Linked DNA regions of Homo sapiens: region 2 is linked to region 1. The links are chromatin contacts, found by Hi-C or POLR2A ChIA-PET in ENCODE. All regions are on one chromosome and are shown on one strand. Each heading gives the region's core, a stretch centred on a gene start or an enhancer-like site at or near the end of the contact. The rest is flanking DNA. Distances are from core to core; before and after follow the strand shown.

Evidence for each region. Hi-C counts contacts between places; a loop is a spot of excess contacts on that map. ChIA-PET counts read pairs that join two places held with the same protein, here RNA polymerase II (POLR2A). Pooled maps may share reads with other maps.
Region 2: a pooled map shows a loop between it and region 1 (5-fold over the local background). The contact joins two enhancer-like sites. A Hi-C loop is called at or near these places in 3 of 50 pooled maps. POLR2A ChIA-PET finds 5 or more read pairs at or near these places in 2 of 52 experiments (BJ and T-cell).

What each region holds. Positions count from the first base shown.
Region 1 is chr2:9,591,606-9,597,320 of GRCh38, reverse strand. All of the region lies in intron 2 of YWHAQ (tyrosine 3-monooxygenase/tryptophan 5-monooxygenase activation protein theta), which reads left to right. Among named protein-coding and RNA genes, the nearest start is that of YWHAQ, 37 kb to the left of the region's middle. Within about 2 kb of position 2,505, at least 10 of the 41 ENCODE cell types and tissues checked have a DNase peak (open chromatin) inside an H3K27ac peak, as active enhancers do.
Region 2 is chr2:9,973,301-9,979,641 of GRCh38, reverse strand. The region is part of intron 8 of GRHL1 (grainyhead like transcription factor 1); the gene reads right to left. Among named protein-coding and RNA genes, the nearest start is that of GRHL1, 25 kb to the right of the region's middle. Within about 2 kb of position 4,026, at least 7 of the 41 ENCODE cell types and tissues checked have a DNase peak (open chromatin) inside an H3K27ac peak, as active enhancers do.

The sequences.
Region 1 (5,715 bases), core at 1,256-3,755:
ACTGTTTAATGCATTCATTTTATTAATGATCGAAAATATTTCCATAGATGAATTGATGTTATATGATCAACTTGGATTAAGTCTTAGGTGATTCACTGCCTCCTTGGTTAAGGCAACAAATCCTTTATGAGATTTAATTCTAACAGGTATAGTCATAAAATGGTAGTTTCTGAGACCAGAGACCTTTAGATCATAATAGTCTCATCACATAGTTACAGAGACAGACACTTGAGAAGGTGTGATTTCCTACAAGATTATAGAGCTAACGATAGTATAAAAGTTCCACAAATTACAATCTAATTTCTAAAACTCATATATTCTGACACATAACACAGAGTTACTCTGTCCCTTTTTTGTTTTACTGATTAAATCTCTAAGCTGGGCACCGTGGCTCAGGCCTGTAATCCTAGCACTTTGGGAGACTGAAGAGGGCGGATCCCTTGAGGTCAGGAGTTCGAGACCAGCCATGGTGAAACCCTATCCCAGTTACTTGGGGAGGCTGAGGCCAAAGAATCGCTTGAACCGGGAGGCGAAGGATGCAGGTGAGCTGAGATTGAGCCACTGCGCTTCAGTCTGGGTTGGCAGAGTGAGACTCGGTCTCAAGGGGGAAAAAAAAAATCTCTAGCTTAGATTTGGCTTTATCTTTCTTAGAAATGCTCCATTTTAGGGTCTATTAATATGCTGGTTAACTGATAATATAGAAATAATGACTGATATGTGTATCCTAAAGTTAGAGATTCAGCATGTTAATAGTGTGTTTGCTAATGAACCTCAGTAAACTATTAGGAAAATGAAACTTCTTAGAACATTTTTTTGCTTCCTGTTATTTTGCGTGTATTTTAAGGCTTTTCATAACAGTTACCTACTCTTTCTTCAATAGAGTAGCTTATTTACTCTGTAAAATGGAAATCGCTTATAAATGAATTTAGAATTAAAAGATTAATTTGTTGAGTGTTACAGAATTTTGCCACTGAAACCAAATAAATTATTTTGAAAAAGTGGTTGAAGTGACGGTAGGATTGTTTTATACAATAGTTAACTCTTGAAGATCGTATGGGGGTTTTGTTGTTCTTCTGGAAGCCTTTTTTTCCTAAGATATGGGGGTGGGGGAAAGGAGGAATAGTTACTGTTCTAAATTTGCATTAATATTATTTCTCAACAGTTTCATTTCTTATATTATTCTTTATAGCTTTTGTGTTATAGTCTATTGTTCCCATCCTATTTTTCTAAGATTAAACTTATTCTGAGTTCCTTTAGCATTTCCTAAAGCAACCTCTATAATAACTTACATTCTTTCCTTTCACTTTCCTTGTTTCTTTGGTCTAGAGTGTTCCAAATTACTAGTTCATCTTTTATTGTGGGTAGTACATTGACCTCTTAGTTTTCAAATTCTCAAAAAGGAACACACTACCATCCACATTTTACCCTCAGTCAAGTAACACTGTCAGCACCAGAGGGACCTTCAGTCTTAGCCCACCAAAACTCCCAAGATAATAAAATTTGCTAACGAGTTTACAAGGGGGAGCTCCTGCTTAATTGATAAGAATAACGTACAGAAGAAATCAGTGGGGGAACATCTAACTATACTCCCGTCTGGTGACTTTTTTTTTTTTTTTTTTTTTGAGATGGAATTTTGCTCTTGTTGCCCAGGCTGGAGTGCAATATCTCAGCTCACTGGAACTTCTGCCTCCTGGGTTCAAGCAGTTCTCCTGTGTCAGCCTCCCAAATAGCTGGGATTACAGGCATGTGTCACCATACCCGGCTAATTTTGTATTTTTAGTAGAAATGGGGTTTCACCGTGGTGGTCAGGCTGGTCTTGAACTCCTGACCTCAAGTGATCCACCCATCTCGGCCTCCCAAAGTGCTGGGATAACAGGCATGAGTCACGGCACCTGGCCCTCGCTCCTGACTTCTGGGAAAGACTTTCAGGGAGTTATGTGTCAGTTTGGGGTTTTTGGTCTCTGATCCGTGTTTTTTACAATAATTTTAAAATATTATACATTTATAGGCTATATTCTATCTGGCATTAATAATATTTGGTATTGATAATACAGATACAGACTTGATTATTTGGGAAAGACATGAAGCAGACTCCATTATGTCTTTTAGTTGAGCTAAAGTATACATCTTTACTACTGATAGTATATGGAAAGACGGAACTATTCTGTACCTGTTGTTTCCTTCACAGAGAGCTAGTGGCATCTGACAAAGAACCATGATACCTGGCTGAAACTCCAGGATGGAAGTAATGCCCAAGTCACTTTGTAAAAGCCCAACACTGTAAATCATACGTAATGGTTATATGCAAACTAGTAGTCAAAGTTAATAATTTTAGAAAGAAGAGGTTAGCTCATAAGTGGCTGTGTTGTAATGAATGCAGTAGCTGTTTGGCAGCTTTCTGAATCCTTGGAAGGCCCTTTGTCCACAGTCCTTGAGAACACCCACACATCTAGCATGAGTGACTCAGGAGAGACTAGTGCTAGAATGGAAATTTCTCTCTTCCCTACTCCTCACCCTAAGCCATTGTTCTAGTCAGACTTTTCTCAGCCCCTGCTCTTACAAATCTACCACAGTTAACAGAGCACTAGGTCTTAAAGGTACTGAGTAGCTTTTTTTGTGACCATAAATAATATCTTCACCAGAGCTGGCATCTTTTTGGAGATCCTGTGGAATTTCATTGTAACTGACTGACTCACTTGGAGGAACAAGAAAAGTGAGAGGCATCTTACTTTACATTAGAGTTCCTTGGTGTGGGTACAGGCAGAGGTGGTATTTCTCTCGGTATAAATACTATGTTTGCCTTCTTTGATACTACTTCTCAGAATCCACTCATTTAAAGATACCAATGACTGAGTCAGTTTGAGATCTAGAACTTTTTTTGTGACTATCTCACTATTGCCTCCTACCCTCCTCCTTCCACCACAACCCTAAATTCAGTTCATAAAAATAGTTTTTAAATTGAAAGTCATCCATAATACATGAAAATGGTAATAGAGGAAAAAGTTAAAGTAATATAATTTTTTAAGATTCGAGTGTCTCAGTTTATTAAAAAACTATTAAAATTATATTGGTGATGTTGAGCACAATAAATTCTGAAAAACTGATTTGTCTGTTGTTTTTACAGTTAAGAGTGTAGTGATACTGGAGCAGCACTTGTCACAGTTGCCTTTAATTTGGGTGTGGCCCTAATGACCTCTTTTGCCACACTCCTGGCTCAGCAACTTTCCAACTTGAGCCACAATTTTGATACTCATGACTTCTATAATGCATAAACTTCTGAGACTTCGATACATAATTTTATACTAATTTTTTGTGCGTGCGTGTGTGTGTGTGTGTGTGTGTGTTTTAACTTCCTCTGGCCTCAGGCCCTTAAAAAAGTGTGTGTGTGTGTGTGTGTATATATATATATATATATTTTTTTTAATCTATTTAAAATATTTTTTCAATTAAAGGATTTTTAATGTTTTTCTGGTTTTTTTCTTTTAGAGACAGACAGGATCTCTTTTGCTCTGTCTCCCAGGCTGGAATGCAGTGGCACGATCATGGCTCACTGCAGCCTCCACCCCCGGGGTTTAAGCCTTCCTTCTGCCTCAGCCTTCCAAGTAGCTGGGATTACAGGTGTATGCCACCACACCTAATTTTTTTAAAATTCTTTGTAGAGACAGGGTCCCATTATGTTGCCCAGGCTGGTCTCAAACTCCTGGGCTCTCAGGCAATCCTCTTGCCTCTGCCTCTACTTCCCAGAGTGCTTGGATGGTAGGTGTGAGCTGTTGTACGCAGCCTCTGTTTATTTTCTTTAAAAATAACTTATGGGCCAGGCGCAGTGGCTCACGCCTGTAATCCCAGTACTTTGGGAGGCCGAGGTGGGCAGATCACTTGAGGTCAGGAGTTTGAGACCAGCCTGGTCAACATGGTGAAACCCTGTCTCTACTAAAAATACAAAAGTAAGCTGGGCGTGGTGGTGTGCGCCTGTAGTCCCAGCTGCTCGGGAGGCTGAGGCAGGAGAATCATTTGAGAATCACCACTGCACTCTAGCCTGGGCAACAGAGTGAGACTTTGTCTCAAAAAAAAAAAAAAAAAAAAAGACATGGATGCAGTGATTGCATTTTGTTAGACCACTTTTAGTCAGATAAACAAGAAGAAAGTTCTTGGTTAGAATTGTATATTTTTAAATTTATAAACAGCCTTCCTTTTCTTTAGCAGTTATGTGAATTTGACTCAACCTTACTTGTTAATTCTCCAGACTTGCCAACTTGGTATCATGGATGGTATTTTATATAATATTAACTGAGCGTATCTGTGGTTATTTTTCCAAAATGTAAAAAGGATCTTCTCTCTTCCCTGCTTTAAAACGTTCACTAGTTTCACTTTTCCTAGAGCAGTGCTTTTCAAACTGTGTACCTAGGCTGATACTAGCTAACATTTACTGAGTACTTAACATGTGACACTATTCCAGGCTTTGACATCTGTTACTGGTTTTATTCTCAAAACAAACCAATGAAGTAGGTATTAGTATCTTAACATTTTTATGAGAATTTCATTTTGCTTTGTAATATTTAATACAAAAAAGCTTTTTTTGTTTTTGTTTTTGTTTTTTGAGATGGAGTCCACACTGTCACCCGGGCTGCAGTGCAGTAGCATGATCTCGGCTCACTGCAACCTCCACCTCCCAGGTTCAAGCAATTCTCCTGCCTCAGCCTCCTGAGTAGCTGGGATTACAGGTGCCCACCATCACGCTTGGCTAATTTTTTGTATTTTTAGTAGAGACGGGGTTTCATTATGTTGGCCAGGCTGGTCTCGAACTCCTGACCTTGTTATCTGCCCGCCTTGGCATCCTAAAGTGCTGGGATTACAGCCGTGAGCCACCGCGCCCGGCCCTAAAAAGGTTTTTAAATGGATGACCTAGCATCAAGAAAAATGGAATCTAAGAAGATTTCTATCATATTTGTCTTTTGTGACTTTTTATACTCCAAGGCATAGCATACCATGTACTAGAAGTGAAAATTTCTTTGTATGAAATTAGGGACAAAAGACATACTCAAGAACTTTTTTAAAAAAATAATTAGATTTCGTAGACCTAAAATTATTCTTTTAAATTGCTGTGCAAGTTTCTAAACCTCTTACTCTCGATTCCTGTATTTACCTCATTTTAGATGGATACTTGAATGCAAAGGGCACTGAGTAGCACTATTCTCCCTCGTACTTGATGTTTTAAACATTTTGTTTCCCGTCCCTAAAATGAGTGCACATCCCTGTTTTCTGTTTGGTGCATTTCTACTTTTCCTTCTTCATGCCTCAAATACTCTTTCCCTGGGAAGCCTGTCTTAACTGGAGGCCATCTCCAGCAGAGCTACTCCATCTGTGTGCTTCCTTAGCACCGTATTCACATCTTTCTTAGTTCTTGGTATGTAGTTGGTGTACTTACAGACGGTGAGCTTCTTGAGGGCAGGGGCCTGATTTTAAGTCTTCTCTATATCCGTTATAGCACCTAGCAGGTATGAGTAAATGTTGAATGAATGGATGAGTGAACAGATAGGCTGTTTCAAATTACAATGTTTGGTGTAATCTAGAATCTAGCCTTACCATTAGAAACTATAGGCTACATCATTTAAAGCCTCCCAGGGCAACTAGTGGCAACAACCTAACCCCTGCTCTAAGAACATGCTTCAAGTCCAGGCTGGTATGGTATAGTATTACTGTAGTAGTAAATGATTG
Region 2 (6,341 bases), core at 2,777-5,276, 380 kb before region 1:
AAATTTAGGTAGAATTTTACATGGTTTTGTAACGTTGCTGCTATAATGCTGAAAATAATTTCCATAAGACTTTCATAATATAGTTTGCTCAACTGAGTAGAATAAAACAATTTCAAAATTTGAGCACTGGCCAGGCAGTGGCTCACACCTGTATGTGGGAGGATTGCTTGAGTCCAGGAGTTTGAGACCACCCTGGGCAACATAGCGAGACCCTGTCTCTAAAACAGAAAATAAAATAAATTAGCTGGGCATGGTGGTGTGCACCTGTAGTCCCAGCTACTTGGGAGGCCAAGGCGGGAGTATGGCTTGAGCCTAGGAGGTAGAGGCTGCAGTGAGCTGTGTCATGCCACTGCACTCCAGCCTGGGCAACAGAGTGAGACCCTGTCTTTAGAGTAAAAAAAAAAAAAAGATTGAACATTTAGATCCATTAAGACTAATATGAAGCAACTTTATGACAGTTTGGATAAGGTTTCCTTTTTTTTTTTTTTTTGAGAGAGAGTCTTGCCCAGGCTGGAATGCAGTGGCGCGATCTCGGCTCACTGCAACCTCCACCTCCCGGGTTCAAGCGATTCTCGTGCCTCAGCCTCCTGAGTAGCTAGGATTACAGGCGCGCACCACTACATCTGGCTAATTTTTGAATTTTGTTTTTTGAGAGGGAGTTTTGCACTTGTTGCCTAGGCTGGAGTGCAATGGCGCGATCTCAGCTCACTGAAACCTCCGCCTCCCGGGTTGAAGTGATTCTCCTGCCTCAGCCTCCCATGTAGCTGGGATTACAGGTGCCCGTCACCACACATGGCTAATCTTTGTATTTTTAGTAGAGACGGGGCGTCACCATGTTGGCCAGGCTGGTCTCAAACTCCTGACCTCAGGTGATCCATCTGCCTCGGCCTCCCAAAGTGCTGGGATTACAGGCATGAGCCACCATGCCCGGCTGGTTTCCTTTTTAAAGACCTGATTTTCAAACTAAAATAGAGTAAGTTCATAAGACCAAGTGAGATGTCACAGGTGCTCATCGAGGCAGCATCATCTCAGTGCTTGGGAAAATGAAAGAGCCTAGCTAGGAAAAACCACTAATAGCCTTCAATGGTTCTCTGCAGTGTGAAGGCAGGAATCCAAATTCTCAAGGCCTTCCAAAATCCAGCTCCAAATGTCCATTCTCGTTCACATCTCCTTTACAGGCACTTCCAAACTCTGGGGATCTTCATTTTCTCTGCCCCTGAATTTTAAAATACCCTTTCCTCCATCGTCTACTGACATACATTTCCCTTATGGATAAAGATCCAGCACCAACGGATACACCCTTTCTCATCACCATCCCCTCATCTGCCCAAAGGGAATCCCTCACACTCTCAGCTGTGTCCACTGCACTCTATGTACAGCTCCCTTTTACCACTTACCAAGTTGGACTAAGTAGCTTTTTCCTTCCCTCAAACTCCCTGTGAGGACAGATGATATGGTTTGGCTGTGTCCCCACCCAAATCTCATCTTGAATTGTAGCTCCCATAACTCCCACGTGTTGAGGGAGGGACCCTGTGGGAGATAACTGAATCATGGGGGCGATTTCCCCCATACTGTTCTCGTGGTAGTGAATAAGTCCCATGAGATCTGATGGTTTTATAAGGGGTTTCCCCTTTTGCTTGGCTCTCATTCTCTCTCGCCGGCCGCCATGGAGGACGTGGCTTTCGCCTTCCGCCATGATTTTGAGGCCTCCCCAGCCACATGGAACTGTGAGTCCATTAAATCTCTTTTTATTTATAAATTACCCAGTCTCGGGTATGTCTTTATCAGCAGCATGAAAATGGACTAATACACCAGACTATGAGATTCTTTAGGGAAATGGCCACTTCTCTATACTCTCATTGCCTCGGTCAAGGTCATCACCTGGATCAAGGACACGGAGGGCGGAGTGAGAACCTTAACATTCACCTCTGTTTAACTCCTGTCCCTGTAACACTGCAGTTAGTAAGTTCCCTAGGTCCCTTGAAGGCAGGGATGTTGTTCATTTTAAAAATTTATTCCAGCTGGATGTGGTGGCTCATGCCTGTTAATCCCAGCACTTTGGGAGGCCGAGGCGGGCGGATCACTTGAGGCCAGGAATTTGAGACCAGCCTGGCCAACATGGTGAAACCCTGTCTCTAACAAAAATATAAAAACTTAGCTGAGTGAGGTGGCGCATGCCTGTAATCCCAGTTAGTCGGGAGGCTGAGGCACGAGAATTGCTTGATCCCCGGAGGCGGAGGTTGCAGTGAGCTGAGATCATGCCACTGCACTCCAGCCTGAGTGACAGAGCAAGACTTCGTCTGAAAAAAAAAATTTCTTCCAGTGTTTATTATTATCTGTTATTAAATGGTACTGAATTAAATACTAGTAATGAGAGACAGAAAAACGATGGGCATACAAAATCTACATACTGTCTCCAAATCTTATTTCAACAAGTTTCAAATCCTCATAAAACTTATAAATACATAACAGTGCCCCCACCAAATAAACACAAACAATAAAAAGAGCTAATATAAAGTTACAGAAATTAAACATTTTCTTCCAACCTCTAGTAGAGGACCCCCTAAACAATAAAATGGCTACAAATCAGGCAATGAAATGAAAAAGAGACAGATTGCTTAATATTAGGCAATTGCCAAATATTAGTGTCACTTCAGAATCTTAATAATGTATTCCTAAACATTTGCAGTAGCTTACCACAGTCTATGTGAAAAAGACAACATTCCTTAGCATTCAAGCTATTTATGTGACTCCAATCCACCTTTCCAGCCATACTTTGTACCCCACCTGTAACAGTATTTCCCAAATGTGAATACTACACACATCCTCTTTAAAAGGCAAAAGTTGCTTCACCCCTAAAAATATACCCAGATCTGAGTCTGAGAAATGCCACTCTATTCAAATGACTGCAAAACGTCTGATCACCCAGCACCCCAAGACCTCATGTGGCCTTTATCTGGCCTCAACCCCAAACCTAAGCGCACACCCTGGCACTGACGTCTCCTGGCAGCATTTGACTCTGGTGGCATGCAGGATACGCTTCTGACTAAAAAGTCTCATCACTGACTTGAAAACACATTACACAGCCTCAAAGAACCTCCAACCCCAAGACCCTTGGGGTCACAACATTACACAGCCTCAACGAACCTCCAACCCCAAGACCCTTGGTCCACAGACCCCATGGATTGGAGACAAGCTCCTTGCGAGGGCACCCCAGGGCCTTCCTCTGCAGTCCCCACCACTCCTGGCTCAGAAGACATCAAAGGTCACAGCTCATTCTGGGTTCTGCATGCCAGCCTGGTTCCCACTATCCTTTAGGAACCCCCACCACCACCCCCGCCGAGGGTCACTTGAGAAGTGTGACGAATCTTCCTATTCCAAGTGAGGTTCCCTTCCTTCGTGTCACCTGCAACCCTACGCTTACTAGAGTGCAATCCTCCCACTGAGTTCTGAGTTTTGGGTCATGGATTACTCATCTTTCCATTCCAAGAGCATCTTGGCAGTGCCTGGCCAATAAGAAATACACGTTTCCTGGACGAATGACTCACTTTCCTGAACTCCAGCCAAATAAAACTACATGCTGCTGTGGTATTTGTGCTACTTTTATACCATTCTTTGACCCTCAAAAACACCTATGAAATTGGTACTATTTTGGACCCATTTTACAGATGAGGAAACCAAGACTTAGAGGTTAGGTAACTTGTCCAAATCCACAAGTTATTTGTGTTTATTATTTTTTGTTTTTTTGTTTTTTGAGACAGAGTTTTTTTTCTTGTTGCCCAGGCTGGAATGCAATGGTGCAATCTCGGCTCACTGCAACCTCCAACTCCTGGGTTCAAGCGATTTTCCTGCCTCAGTCTCCCAAGTAGCTGAGATTACAGGCACGCATCACCACACTCAGATAATTTTTTTTTTTTTTTGTATTTACTAGAGACGGAGTTTCACCACGTTGGTCAGGCTGGTCTCGAACTCCTGATCTCAGGTGATACACCCGTCTCGGCCTCCCAAAGCGCTGGGATTACCGGCAAGAGCCACCGCGCCCGGCCTGTGTTTATATCTTTCTTTTAAGCTGACTTGAACTCCTAGGTCATCTGGGTAGAATCCAAAATGCCAAGCAGTATTTTACACATACTGAACAGTAAATATTTGCTGAATACTTAAGTTGACTATTTATATCCCCTGAATCATTTCAGAAAAGATTATGGTATTTAGAGACTGCCTGAGATACACTGAGATATACAAGGTAAGTGCCAGGGTAGAGATAAACCCACCTCACAGGCTATGACCTGGTTTTCTATTGTGTGTATTCACTTTTAGTTTTCAATTGCTATCTCCAGTGACTATCTTTCTGTTACAGAAGCTGCAGGTACCTAACAATTTTTATTTGACAAATACAGGTTTATCCCTTCAATGGTGCATTTACAGATGTGGTAATGTCTGTGACTTCAGACTCCTCTGTGACTTAGGGCTGCAGAAGACAAGTCTGCAGCTGTTGCTTCTGTACTACACAGGCCTTAGAAGGTGAAAGCACCTCCTCGGACTAAGCTGTTCCAGCTGCCCCTTTTCCACTTACATTCACAACAGCGACTCTATGAGGGGAAAGATAAGGAAAAAGAAATACGACCCAATCAAACATCTTTTGCAAAAATATTCTGCAGCTCCAGCAAAGACTTTGGGGATTCCCTCAGCTGAAAGTCCACTTCCCTGGAAATCTTAAGAGCATGTTTTTACCCTCACTTACAATATGGACCAGAATACACAGTGTAATCTCCTCTGAGGTCAGGCTTTATGCTTCAGTCATTTTCTTATTCCTCTGCAGTGCTTACATAGAGAAGTGCAACGAACAATTCGCTCAATGAATGAATGTATAGTTCGGGAAGCTGACTCCCTGCAACATGACTTCCTAAGCCAGTTCTTCCACAGGGTAGCAACAGAGTGATCACCTTGCATAGAATTTCCTGGATGTTAGAAAACAGTCAAATTGGTCAATAATGAGACAGAGAAAATAAAAACTTTGAGGAAGTGTTTTGCTTTTGTGAATCAGAGGGTGATCCACAGCAGGCTTCTGGAAGCACCAGCCCGTAGAGCTGAGTGCCTGCTGGCCCACATCAGTATCGCCTGCTGTCATGTGTGTATTATCACGCCCAACTCAAAAGCTTCAAGTGAGTTCCAACTGCCTGGTAAATATATCAAGAAAATATCTGCTAGAAGGAAGAAAAGAAAAAAGTAATGTAGGTGGATTTAACTGTGGAAGATGCTTCAGAAAGTTGGTCACCGAAAAAAGTTTTACATTCCCAAAATGCACTTATCCTCACTGCCTACCCTAAAAACATTCACCTTTCACGAGAATATCACAAAGCACGTAGTCTCTGGCTTTCAATATCTTTGAACTCAAGAGACAGTGTCAAGCTGTGATTGAGCCTCAGGCTTTGAAGATATAGATGGCAAAAGACACACAGTTAAACAGGTGACAAAGCCAAGGCCAGGACCCAAGTCTCCTGACTCCAACCTCAAGGCTCTTTTCTCAAAACCACACTGCCACAGTGACGGATAGAGAGCCAGAGAAGCACCTTGTGGAAAAATTGTTTGGTGAAGTAGATGAACTTAGAGAAAAGGGCGAACCCCAAACGGTTCTGAGCAGGTTGTTTTTTGGTCATGAGGCATGAAATTAAAGGTCTCTACATTTCGAACCAAATAGCTAGGCTGTTCCAAACTTCCTGTTTGACTTCACATAAGTCATGAGTCCAGCTGGTGATGTGGCTCCATGAGACAGTAGCAGCGGTCGTGGACACAGGCCCAGTTGCCTCTGGGAGTCTTTATCATTTTAACCCATCTTAGTATTTATTTAAATTCAACTTAGTCAAATTCCGACATATCATTTCAGAAAGTAACCTATCTACTAAATTGAATGTAGAAACCCTAGGGAAATTTCTAATTTAATTCTCTAAATCAGTCAAAAAGATTGCTCTAAGACAGTTCATAGAAATCTAACAATCAAAATTAAAATGTGAGGTCCATAATGTAGTTTATTCTAACTCCGAATCCAACAGCACTAAAGAGAATGAAATCACCATTTTCTAAGACATTTATATACAGTTATAGAATTCAACTGAAGTCAGTAGAGTGGGAAATAGTTTAAACTAACAAATCAAAGTTGAATTAGCCAGGAACATTTTACTAAGTAATGATACAGCAGACACTTAATCATCATAGCATTCCTTCCCCAACCCAAAATAAACAAACAAACACTGATGACCTTCCTTCTCTCTGGGCTTTGTGGTCCCCTGCTAGTCCTCCATGTGTGCGGGCTCCATTAATTCGTGAGGCCCAAGAAGGTACTG